Regions from separate parts of the Homo sapiens genome. Here region 1 is linked to region 2. The links are chromatin contacts, found by Hi-C or POLR2A ChIA-PET in ENCODE. All regions are on one chromosome and are shown on one strand. The core of a region is the stretch at or near the end of the contact, and the rest is flanking DNA. Distances in the headings are between cores, read along the strand shown.

What was found. A loop is a pair of places that touch in the nucleus more often than their neighbours do. ChIA-PET counts read pairs that join two places held with the same protein, here RNA polymerase II (POLR2A). Pooled maps may share reads with other maps.
Region 1: a map of naive thymus-derived CD4-positive, alpha-beta T cell shows a loop between it and region 2 (4-fold over the local background). The contact joins two enhancer-like sites. A Hi-C loop is called at or near these places in 2 of 168 maps with a recorded cell type or tissue (CD4-positive, alpha-beta T cell and naive thymus-derived CD4-positive, alpha-beta T cell), 12 of 37 single-sample maps with no recorded cell type and 14 of 50 pooled maps. POLR2A ChIA-PET finds 5 or more read pairs at or near these places in 1 of 52 experiments (activated naive CD4-positive, alpha-beta T cell).

Annotation. Positions count from the first base shown.
Region 1 is chr4:81,648,351-81,653,729 of GRCh38, forward strand. No RefSeq gene overlaps it. Among named protein-coding and RNA genes, the nearest start is that of RASGEF1B, 180 kb to the left of the region's middle. Within about 2 kb of position 3,346, at least 4 of the 41 ENCODE cell types and tissues checked have a DNase peak (open chromatin) inside an H3K27ac peak, as active enhancers do.
Region 2 is chr4:81,491,523-81,496,764 of GRCh38, forward strand. No RefSeq gene overlaps it. Among named protein-coding and RNA genes, the nearest start is that of RASGEF1B, 22 kb to the left of the region's middle. RefSeq lists an enhancer at 2,102-3,301. Within about 2 kb of position 2,794, at least 6 of the 41 ENCODE cell types and tissues checked have a DNase peak (open chromatin) inside an H3K27ac peak, as active enhancers do.

The DNA.
Region 1 (5,379 bases), core at 2,096-4,595, 160 kb after region 2:
CCAAGAATATGCCTTTCTTACAAGTTCACAGGCGATACTGATGCTGCTAGTGTTGGAACCACACTTTTTGGAAACCACTGCTTTATACTATACCAAGGCATCTCTTTTCTAGCAGGATGGAATCTAGAAACACCTACCTTCTTTGGAAGAAGAAAAAAATCTATGTGGTATATCAATGCCAAAGGTCTTTTGACAACATATTCATTGTAAAGACAAATAGCTAAACCCTTTCTTTTCTTTGAGTTGTATCATTTGGAGGTTGGAAGTTAAATGTACATATGAGGAAGCACTTTAAAATGAATGTGGTGCCTCTGCTTTACTCTTTTGAACACACTGGTTTCCATTCACAGATGTGGATGCTGTCCAAACAAGCTGGGGGTTTTACTAAAGTGTAGGAGGCAGGAGTGGAATTTGCGTGTGTGTGTGTGTGTGTGTGTGTGTATGTATGTATGTATGTATGTGTGTGCATGAACAGCATTTCTGGAGGACGGGCTGCAAAGAACTTAAGGGTCACTACAAAACTGCTCAGGCACCTAGAAGTTAGAATTCCCAGTACCTTCATCTCTAAAGTCATGTTTTCTTCAGATCATAAAACCTGATCTTTTGAACGAAAAGCCAAGAAATGGCTCTTCTTTATCTAGAGTCAATTGCATCCTCTCTCTCTTTCTTTTCTTCTTTGCTTGCCTCCTTCATACTCCCACAGCAACCACCTACCAGACAGGAAGATAAAATAGAAACCAAGAGGAGCAGCCAACTGTAAAGCAGTCAACTGTGGCTGCCAAACCACAGGCAGGCGTAGGGTGAGAAGGGGGGATGTGGAAGAGAAGAAAAAGAGCTATTTATTCTCTGGGTCTCTGACTGGTAATTTCACTGTCTACATAAACAGTAGCTGAGAGCATTAAAAACAAATACAATTATACTACCAACATGGTTCATATTCTTGGGGTCTCCTCTCCATGGGTGGGTCCTGAAAGTCTTTTGGGGACCTCCAATACTCCCCAGCCGACCCCAGAACCCCTAGCCAGTAGATATACCAGTACCACTCATTGCACTCCAGGTTAGCAACCACCATCTCATCTACCCAAATAGTTTCTTCAGCTATGCAACAATGAAGGGTCATTGATTTCCTTTTAAAAATTTCAAAAGCATGAATGTTGCAGAAAACTACAAAGAACAATATAACAACAAACAGTTGTAGCTCTATGGTCCAGATATAACAACTTTTAACATTTGACTGTATTTCTTCCAGGTTTTGGTATTTTTTTTAATGGAATTAAATGACAGACATAGTCAAACATATTTTTCAGCCCATCCCTTTTCCATTATCCTTCTCTGACAACATATATAAATTTTGTATGGTTCTTTCTCAGTTTTAAAAATTATACATATATAACATGCATCAGAAAACAATATATATTATTTTTGTTCTTTTTTGTTTATATAAATGATTCATACTGAGTGTTCTTTCTCCTTATTTTCACTCAACATAATGTTCTTAAAATATAACCAGTTGATGTAGGTCATTACTTTCAACTGTTCATTTTATTTAAATATTCCTCTAAAAATGGACATTTAGATTGTTTCCAATTCTTTACTCTTACAAACAATGCTACAATACCGATTGTATTATATGACTCTGTGCACTTACACCAGAGTTTCTGTTGGGTATATATACAGAAGTAGAATTATGGAGACTTTAGTATTAAATCTTGAATTTTACTAGATGATGTCAGTATATCTTGAAAGTGGGTCTATCAAATTACATTCCCAAGAGTAACGCAGGAGAGTACCATTGCACCCGCATCCTGACAACTCTCAATATTGTCAGATGTCTTAATTTTTGCCAGTCTGACATATTACAATAAAAGGTGTCCTGTGTTGTTTTAATTTTCATCTTCTTGTAAATTATTGAGTTTGTTCCGGTTCAGATTGCCTTCTTTATGACTTGCCTGTTCACATCCTTTGCACATTCTTCTAGGTGGTTATTTGTCTTTGCTTACTGATTTGTAGAAATTCTTTTAAAATATATTGTGAACAATAGTACTTTATCTATTATTTACAAATATTACAAATTTCTTCTCCCTGTCAATGGCTTCTGTTTTAACATTGTTTATGAGTAACTAGTTACTAATTAAATACAGAAGCCAAAAGAAGTAAGCACAGACTCTGGACTTGGCACTATTACATGAACCCTTCAATAAGCTAAAAGATGAAAAAATTAAGACTCAAAAACAAAGTTGTAACTAGAGGAACCAACGTTTAAAGTTGCATCTGGAAACCACAAATCTAGTGTTCTCCACAAACCAACACACTTTCTCATGTGTTCCCTCTTGCAGAAACATTGTAAAGCCTTATCACTCACTGTTAAAATGTGCAAAGATAGAATTTATGGCATCAGAAATATTTAGGAAAGCTTGCTAAAAAGCCAGAGATTTTTATTTTTTAAAACTGGGATTAGTCATAGAAATATGCATTGTAAACAAGCTTCCCAGGTGATAATGATACAGCCTGCCAGTGAGCCAGACTTTGAAGACACTCTTGACAGACAGTTGAGAAACCAGAGCTCTTACTGAAGCTGGTGGGGGCCCATAGAAAGTCTGGGTGTTCCAGCTGCCAGGGCAAATATTTGATGTGCCTCCCTCCTGCTGATCTAGAGACTCCATGAGGTTAGGGATATGCCTCTTCTGTTTACTCCCAGCATCTAGCACAGTGCCCAACTCGGTAAATACTTGTTGAATGAGGAAATGCTCTACTTAACACATTCTGTAAGCCACTGCCCCTGGCTAGGAAGAGTCTTAGGAAATCCCGCACCTAGCCTCAAATTCTCAACTTATCTCTCCTGTTAAAAGGGAGATAGGCACCAATGATTCATTCCACATGCCAAGTGCTCTTGGCCTCAGTTATTGACCCTCTGGACTGACAATTGTCATCCAAAAGTACATATCATGAAAACAAATGATCCTAATTATGGTTGTATCTATAAAATGACAGTCAATTCAGTAGAGAAGCAAATTTATCTAACTCTTTACTATGTGAAAGCAAATACCCACAGTTTCTTTGTAAGCTAATGCTCAAAAGGTACTTATTAGTTCCCCTTTCCATACCTCTCTTTTCACCTTATCCTGGTTCCATAAAGTAGAACAAGTTCCTAAGGGCCCCATAACTAATGAGTTCTCTTTGAGGAAAGCATGATTCATTGAGCCTAAGCTTTTAGCCCTGACAATTACCTGCATCCAGTTTAAACCACCCCTGTCTTTAATCACAACTGTCAGCATTTTCCTTCCTCTATGCTTTAGTCATACACTGTTGAGAAGATCAGTGGGTCTTCTCTCCAAGGCAGGCCAGCAATGATGCCTTTAAGCTAGATAAGAACGTACCATGGCAGATCTGGCTGTGATGCAATGTTCAGAGATGTTTAGCAGGGAAGAAAAAAAAAGTCAGCATGTCTGAGAGCTTTGTCACCTCCAACCAGTTCCAGTTCCTTAAAGGAGTAGATATCTCTGAATATTCTCAAAAGGTGTAATGAAGAGAGGCCCAGAGAAGTATATCTGAGTGAAAAGTAGGATACAGTCATGAGGGGATGCAGTTCAGGGAGGTTCTCACTTATCTTCGATATTTTTATTTTTAGAAATAACATTAAAATTATTTTAAGTATAAAGATGTCAAAACTCCTTATAGGCTTAATCAAGAAACTCACGGAAATGTTACTGAAAGATAGAATGAAGTCATCTTCTCCATAGCTAGAGGAGGTGATACTGGGACGCTTATTTTCTCATTCCTAAAGTGTGGTGAGATCAGTGGCATGAGCTGCAGGTGGCAGCTGAACAGAGGTGGGCGGAATATCTTCTCTGGAGGAGGGTATGGAATTCATTCTCTCTCTTCCACAGGCCAGCAGCCAAGCACAACCCTCTTCTGATCTTCAGAACAATTGGCTTCTCTTCAATTCTTCCCTGGAAGAGGCAGACTGAAGGGGGATCCACATAGAACTGTTGTTTGGGCCTCCTGCACTGTGGGTGTGTGTGGGAGACACTTACAAGCATAATGCACACAGAGTATAGGAATTTATTGGCTGGTTTCATCAACTGACTGTAGTTTCTACAGCTCAGATGAACCAAACCCATTTTTTTGCCTGAAAAGTTATATATAGCCTCCTGAAAATGTTTTAAGACATGTAATTCTGATTAATTTGCACCTGACTCATAAAACCATTTTTCCTATGAGCTTAGTATTATATGATAATTACTTTCTGATCTTTTTAAAGCTCTTGGCCATGGAAACAGGAAGTGGGAAAACAAACTGGAAAATAAAAAAGTTCAAATTTAGGGCAAAATCCAAGAGTCACGAAAATTCTGGCACTATGTATTTTCTGATCTTGACATCACAAATAACCAGTTTTGCCACAGTTGTTTTGAGAAGAAATAAAGACTAGAGTTAAAACAAAGTGTCTGTGGGAGAAAAAAAAATCATATCCCAATTGTTTCCTTATCTTTTTTACACATAAACTAGTGTTTGATGGGAAAAAACAAGATGGAAAAATGACTCTTGGTCTTCTTATGACAGGTTGATTCATACTCCTCATGTCTCAAAAGCTTCAAGCTTCTCAAGCCTCTCTCCCATGATCCAATCTTTCTCACCTATTATTTGCTTCTCCCCTCTCCCCACAAGTGCAGGTATGTGAGTGTGTGTATATGGGTGTATACATGCATGTGTGTGCATGTATGTGTGTTTGTGTGTGTGTGCATATGTGTCCTTCACTCTTACATCTTATTTCAATGTTCCAGAAGCCAAGACATGAGGCAACCCTTCTTGGACCAATAACTTTCTCTTTTCCCTGGCCATACCCCATGCCCCTGACCTCTGCCTGCCGTCTGACAAATAAGTAATTGTGATTTATGTGATCACAATCAACTCTCATGTCTCTAGTGCTGCCTATGCCCCCCATACCGCATTTGGTACTTCACATGTCTCCCATTTAATCATTAACATAGCCTATGGCATACCCAATAACATCTCCATTATACAGCTAAAAAACCTGAGGATCACAGTATGGAAGTCCCACATCTAGAAAGTTTTGGTTTTAAGTTTCGAACTCATGTCTCAGTGATTCCAAACCCCAAGATGTTTCCTCTACATGACACCTTTAGGAAGAGAAAAGGCCAGAGAGTGTAATAAAGGTTAAGGCACGTTTTATCTAATTGTTTTCATCAAGTTATCTTTAAAGGCAAAGAAGAGTGAACGTATGTGGGAAGGCAGGTGAATCAGCATGTTGGAACTGAAAAAGACGTAGTATGCTTTTGAGGATGTTAGTCTGAAGCACTCAGTTACAAGCAGGTGATTTCTTTGAAGACTTCTATTTATCTTAACAATTTTATTCTAATT
Region 2 (5,242 bases), core at 1,544-4,043:
GTGGCGGGCACCTGCAATCCCAGCTACTCAGAAGGCTGAGGCAGGAGAATCGCTTGAACCCAGGAGGTGGAGGTTGCAGTGAGCCGAGATCACACCACTGCACTCCAGCCTGGTTGACAGAGCAAGACTCCATCTCGAGAAAATATATATAAATAAGGACATTCTTGTGCATAGATAATGATATAATTGTCACCTAAAAAAAAGCAACAATATCCCCTAATATCCCTAATATGATCTAATTTCTAGTACATATTTAAATTTCCTAAATTGTTCCCAAGGACATTTTGAACCAGGATATACTCAAGGTTCATGTGTTATATTTGGTTGGTGTTTCTTTATTCTCTTTTAATTTTTATCAGTTCTTACCTCATTTCCAACCTTTTCTTGCTTTTCTTGACATTGTCTTTTTTGAAGAAGCCAGGACATTTGGCTTAGTACCAATTTCTGAACTTGTTTGATATTTTTCCTCAAAGTGTCATTTAACTTGTTCTTCTATCCTCTCTGTTATCTATACCTTGGAATGCAGGTCTTATGCCCCTATTGCTTTTAAGTGAAACATTGTGGCAAGAATGTTTCCAAGTCAATGCTACGTAGTTCATATTACTTCACATCAAAATTTCCATGACCACTTCCTCTTCAAAATATTGTGTGGTTTCCTAGCTATCTCTGAGGTCTGGCTAGACTAGTGGTTTCAACTCTGTCTTCACTTAGAAATCACTGGGGAGTTTTAAAAAAATATTTGTTCCTGAGTTATACCCCTAGAAATTCTTGACTTGGACAAAGGGATTGGTATTTTTGTAAAGCTCCCCAGGTGATTTTCATGTGTTAACTGGGGTAAAAAGGAACTGGTTTAGAATATAAGCTCTGAAAAGCAAGGGGTACACCTTCCTTATTTACTACTACATATTCTCAGAGTTGAGCAGATGGCTTGGCTCATAATTACTACTCAATATTACATGCTGAATTAATTAATTATTAGTTAATTAACATTCAGCTTACAGTCAACCTCATCTTCTTCCTTTCATACTTCTTCCTTTCATACTACATGGCGTACTATGAAGCCAACAGGTTAATTTTATAGCATCTTTAGAGAAATCACAATAGGCCACTGCTTTGCAAATTTCTGAAAACTACATATCAATGGGAAAAGAATCATTTTCAAACTTCTGAGAAAGGAAAAATGAGCAAACAATCATTCAGCTATAGTGTTACATTAGTTATGCTGCAGACAATTCACTCTCTGTTTTTCTTTTCACATTACCAGTTCTTCCAGTTCTTATTTTAATGACTGGTAGAAAGATTCCAAAATTACTTAAGGTGAAAGAAAGATCAGGAGTTTGTCTTGGTTGTAACTGTTGTTGTTTTAAAGATACTGAGCAAATTTTAACCATGTGGAGGAATGCTATAGAAAGAGAAGGATTTAGGGTATAGTTATACTTCTATTTGTTTGAATTTGACTTTGGCCAAATCCTAAGAACAGAATGAAAAAAGGTGTATGACTCATACGTGATTGCCACAATTCTACACCTGTAGCTTCAAATAAAAAGGAGTCAAGAATGAGTATCTTCTTGAAAAAAAAAAAGATAACCAGAGCAAATTTAGGAAATGATGAATATACACTTATTTACTGTACTGTTACTAAGTGAAAATCACTAATAATCCAATAGAAAATCAGAAAAAGACATAAACATACAGTTTGTACCTGAAAAGGCTTTTATACTGATAAAAAAGGGTCACTCTCACTCACAATAGCAAAATTGTAAATTAAAACTAATTCTGAGATCTTTTCCTTTAACTCATAAGATTTCCTTTAACTCATAAGAAAATCTACCATAGTGGAGGAATACGAATGCATATATGTTTTGATCAAATAATACCAACTAAGGAAAATTATTGTATAGATACCTTCCACTCATTATGTGAAATATCACATAAAGAACATTACTCATTCCATTATGAGAAAAGATTAGAAGCAACTATCCATCATTAGTGAATTCGATGAATAAATTGTATTTATTTAATAAATAAAATGTAATAACAGAATCAAACACTTTGCAGTATAATAGGAAACCACAGGGACACTACGTATTGATATGGAATGCTAATATATTGTTTAGTGAAAAAATATATAGAATCATTATGTAGAGTATCCTACAATATATATAAAAGAGGGAGACCAGGTATGATGACTCACATCTGTAATCCCAACATTGTGGGAGGCTGAAGCAGGAGGATCACTTGAGACCAGGAGTTAGAGAGCAGCCTGGGCAACATAGTAAGAAAAAAATGTTTTAAAAAATTAACTGGATGTGGTGGTGCATGCCTGTAGTCCCAGCTACTCAGGAGGCTAAGGTAGGAGAATCACTTGAGCACAGGTCTTACTCTGGGAGGCAGAACAAGACCCTGTTTTTGTTCGTTTGTTTGTTTGTTTCTTTGTTTATAAAAGGAAACAAGAAGGAATATATATTTGTACTGTAATATTTTATACATGAAAAATTGGGGTCAGATAAATAAGGAACTGGTAAGTAGTTAGCTATTTAGGGGAGGGGATGGGAACTTGGTGGGTGTAAGACAGTGGGTGGGAGAAACAGGAAGGAAACTTTTCACAAGACAGTTTGTCATATTTTATTGTGTTTGAACAGCATAAATATAGCACATATTCAAAAATCTAAAAATTTTGGAAAATCCCTATCAAAAGCCATGGGAAATGCATGTTTTTAAGTAGAAAGTATCCCAGACAGTCTTATATCCCTTATTCTTGCTGTGGAGTTTCAGAATCAATTCTATTACTTACCAGTTTCGCTAAAAATGAAACTGAAACTCTGCATACTTCTCATATACTTAGTCCTAAAAATAGACTCAGGGAAAAAACTCAGAAAAAAAACCTTCTCATGATAATTTTCAATATTGATTTTTGTTGCTTTACAGAATTACAAAGTTTTAGATTACACTTAAACATGCACTATTTAAAGCCAAACAGACCACTGTTGAAAGATATCCAAACCAAGGCATGTGCTTACATGATACTGAAGTAATGGTGTCAAAGTAAAATTAATCTTTTTCTCCCATCAAGCTCTCCATGGAATCCAAGAGAGGGAAACGCTATCTCACACAATGATGGAGAAAATTTCATCTAAGAAAATAAGGAATTATTATTATTATTATTATTATTATTATTATTATTATTATTATTTGAGACGGAGTCTCGCTCTGTCGCCCAGGCTGGAGTGCAGTGGCCCGATCTCAGCTCACTGCAAGCTCCGCCTCCCAGGTTCATGCCATTCTCCTGCCTCAGCCTCCCGAGTAGCTGGGACTACAGGCGTCCGCCACCACACCCGGCTACACCCGGCTAATTTTTTGTATTTTTAGTAGAGACAGGGTTTCACCGTGTTAGCCAGGATGGTCTCAGTCTCCTGACCTTGTGATCCGCCCACCTCGGCCTCCCAAAGTGCTGGGATTACAGGCGCGAGCCACCGCGCCCGGCGGAATTATTTTTTCACAGGCAAATCAATAAGATAAAAAGTAACTGTGGTTTGCTCATTTGCCTCTTAGCATCTACTACTTTGGGTTATCACTTATCTTTGTGCATGGATTCTATTACAAAAAAGTATGGGACTGTTATCATTAGCACTTTGTCCAGTGCAATGCATACGATAGATGCACCATAAAAGCCTGACCTACCACAGTGAAATATATGGGTTCTAGGGTCTCTGTGACCTTGACAAGTCAAACATTCTTTCTCTGGCTTAGCTCTCAATTTCTTTATCTGGAGGTGGAGTGCCTAACTTGGGATACCTCACAATGTTGATATAGTGGCCAAATAACACAATAAATGTAAAAGACTTTGGAAAGTATAAATGAAAGTTGTACTACTGTTACTGCAATTATGACACAGATATAAACAGATAGGGCAGAGGGGGGAAAAAGCTGATTCCAGAACATGCTTCATGGAGTCTCACTCCTACAGAAGAGCAAAAGGAAACCTAGGTAGGTTAAGTAACTTGCTCAAAATCAAGTAGCCAGTCAGAAGTAGAAGTGAAGACAAATTCTCATTCACATGTTTTGACTGAATGACTCATTTTTCTACTACTTTACTTCTATTACTTGGCCTTGAGAGCCTATGGAAAATGTGAAGGAGAGGGATCACCTGGTTACTCCAGTCATAGGAAGGCTGGAGAAACATTAAAGAAGTGATCAGAGAAAGCACAAAAGCATAGGAGAGTGGTGATCAAGTCTTAGTTGGGATGGTTATAAGTAGAAGTATAAGAGTGGAGGGATGTTACGGAAAAGTTTTACTAAGCATTTTTGACCTACCAAGGTCTTTATGGCTTTATCTCATGTAATCATCACAACAATCTAGTCAATGTAATCTCCATTTTCTAATTGAGGAAGTGAACAAGAAGCAGCTACTAGGTGGCTGAGCTGTGATGGATCTGGAACTGCGTAACTCTGTTCAGGCCCTCCGATTGCTATGCCTCATTCCACAATTACCAATAAAGATCATAGAGGATGTCGGCCCAATGGGAGAGTATTAGAGACTTTTTTAAGGGAATATATGCTCAAAATTTACACATTATTTATCTTCACTAAATATTTCCTTTCTAAATTTGTAGAGTAAAATATTAGTAAAAATCTCAAGATGGATTCATGTTGGGTATTTTCTTCTTGAAAGAGAAAAGACCTTCTTTAAGATGAACACCTTTAGGATCCTCCAACCAGAAGGACCAGAACAGGTGGTTTGAGTCAATGAATAAATGCTATCCCATAGGGGTCTTCAAATGAAATTAGCCTGGGATATTTCTGTATACCAAGTAAGTTACTGAGTAATAATAATATCCAACACATACACAGAACATTCTAAGTACCACGTGCTATTCTGAGAAGTTGCACATTCATTTAATCCTCGTAACTGTATGAGGTGAGTTCTCTTATTATCTTTATTCTGCAAATGAAGAAACTGAGACACAGAGAGGTTAAGGAACATGTCCAAGATCAAATGGCTAAAAAGTAGTGGAGCTGGGATTCAAACCCAGGTAGCTTGTTTAGCACTACTCAGTGTTGCAGACTGTGTATCACTTTGTATATTCCCTCACCTAGGATTTAATTTAAAAAGCAATTTTTCTGTCTAAAGTGAAGCTTTCAAATTCTGAAGTTAGATAGATAAGGGTTCACTTATTAATTAAGTCATTCTAATATTGATTCATTCAGTATATATTATAATCCTACTATGTAACAGGCTAAG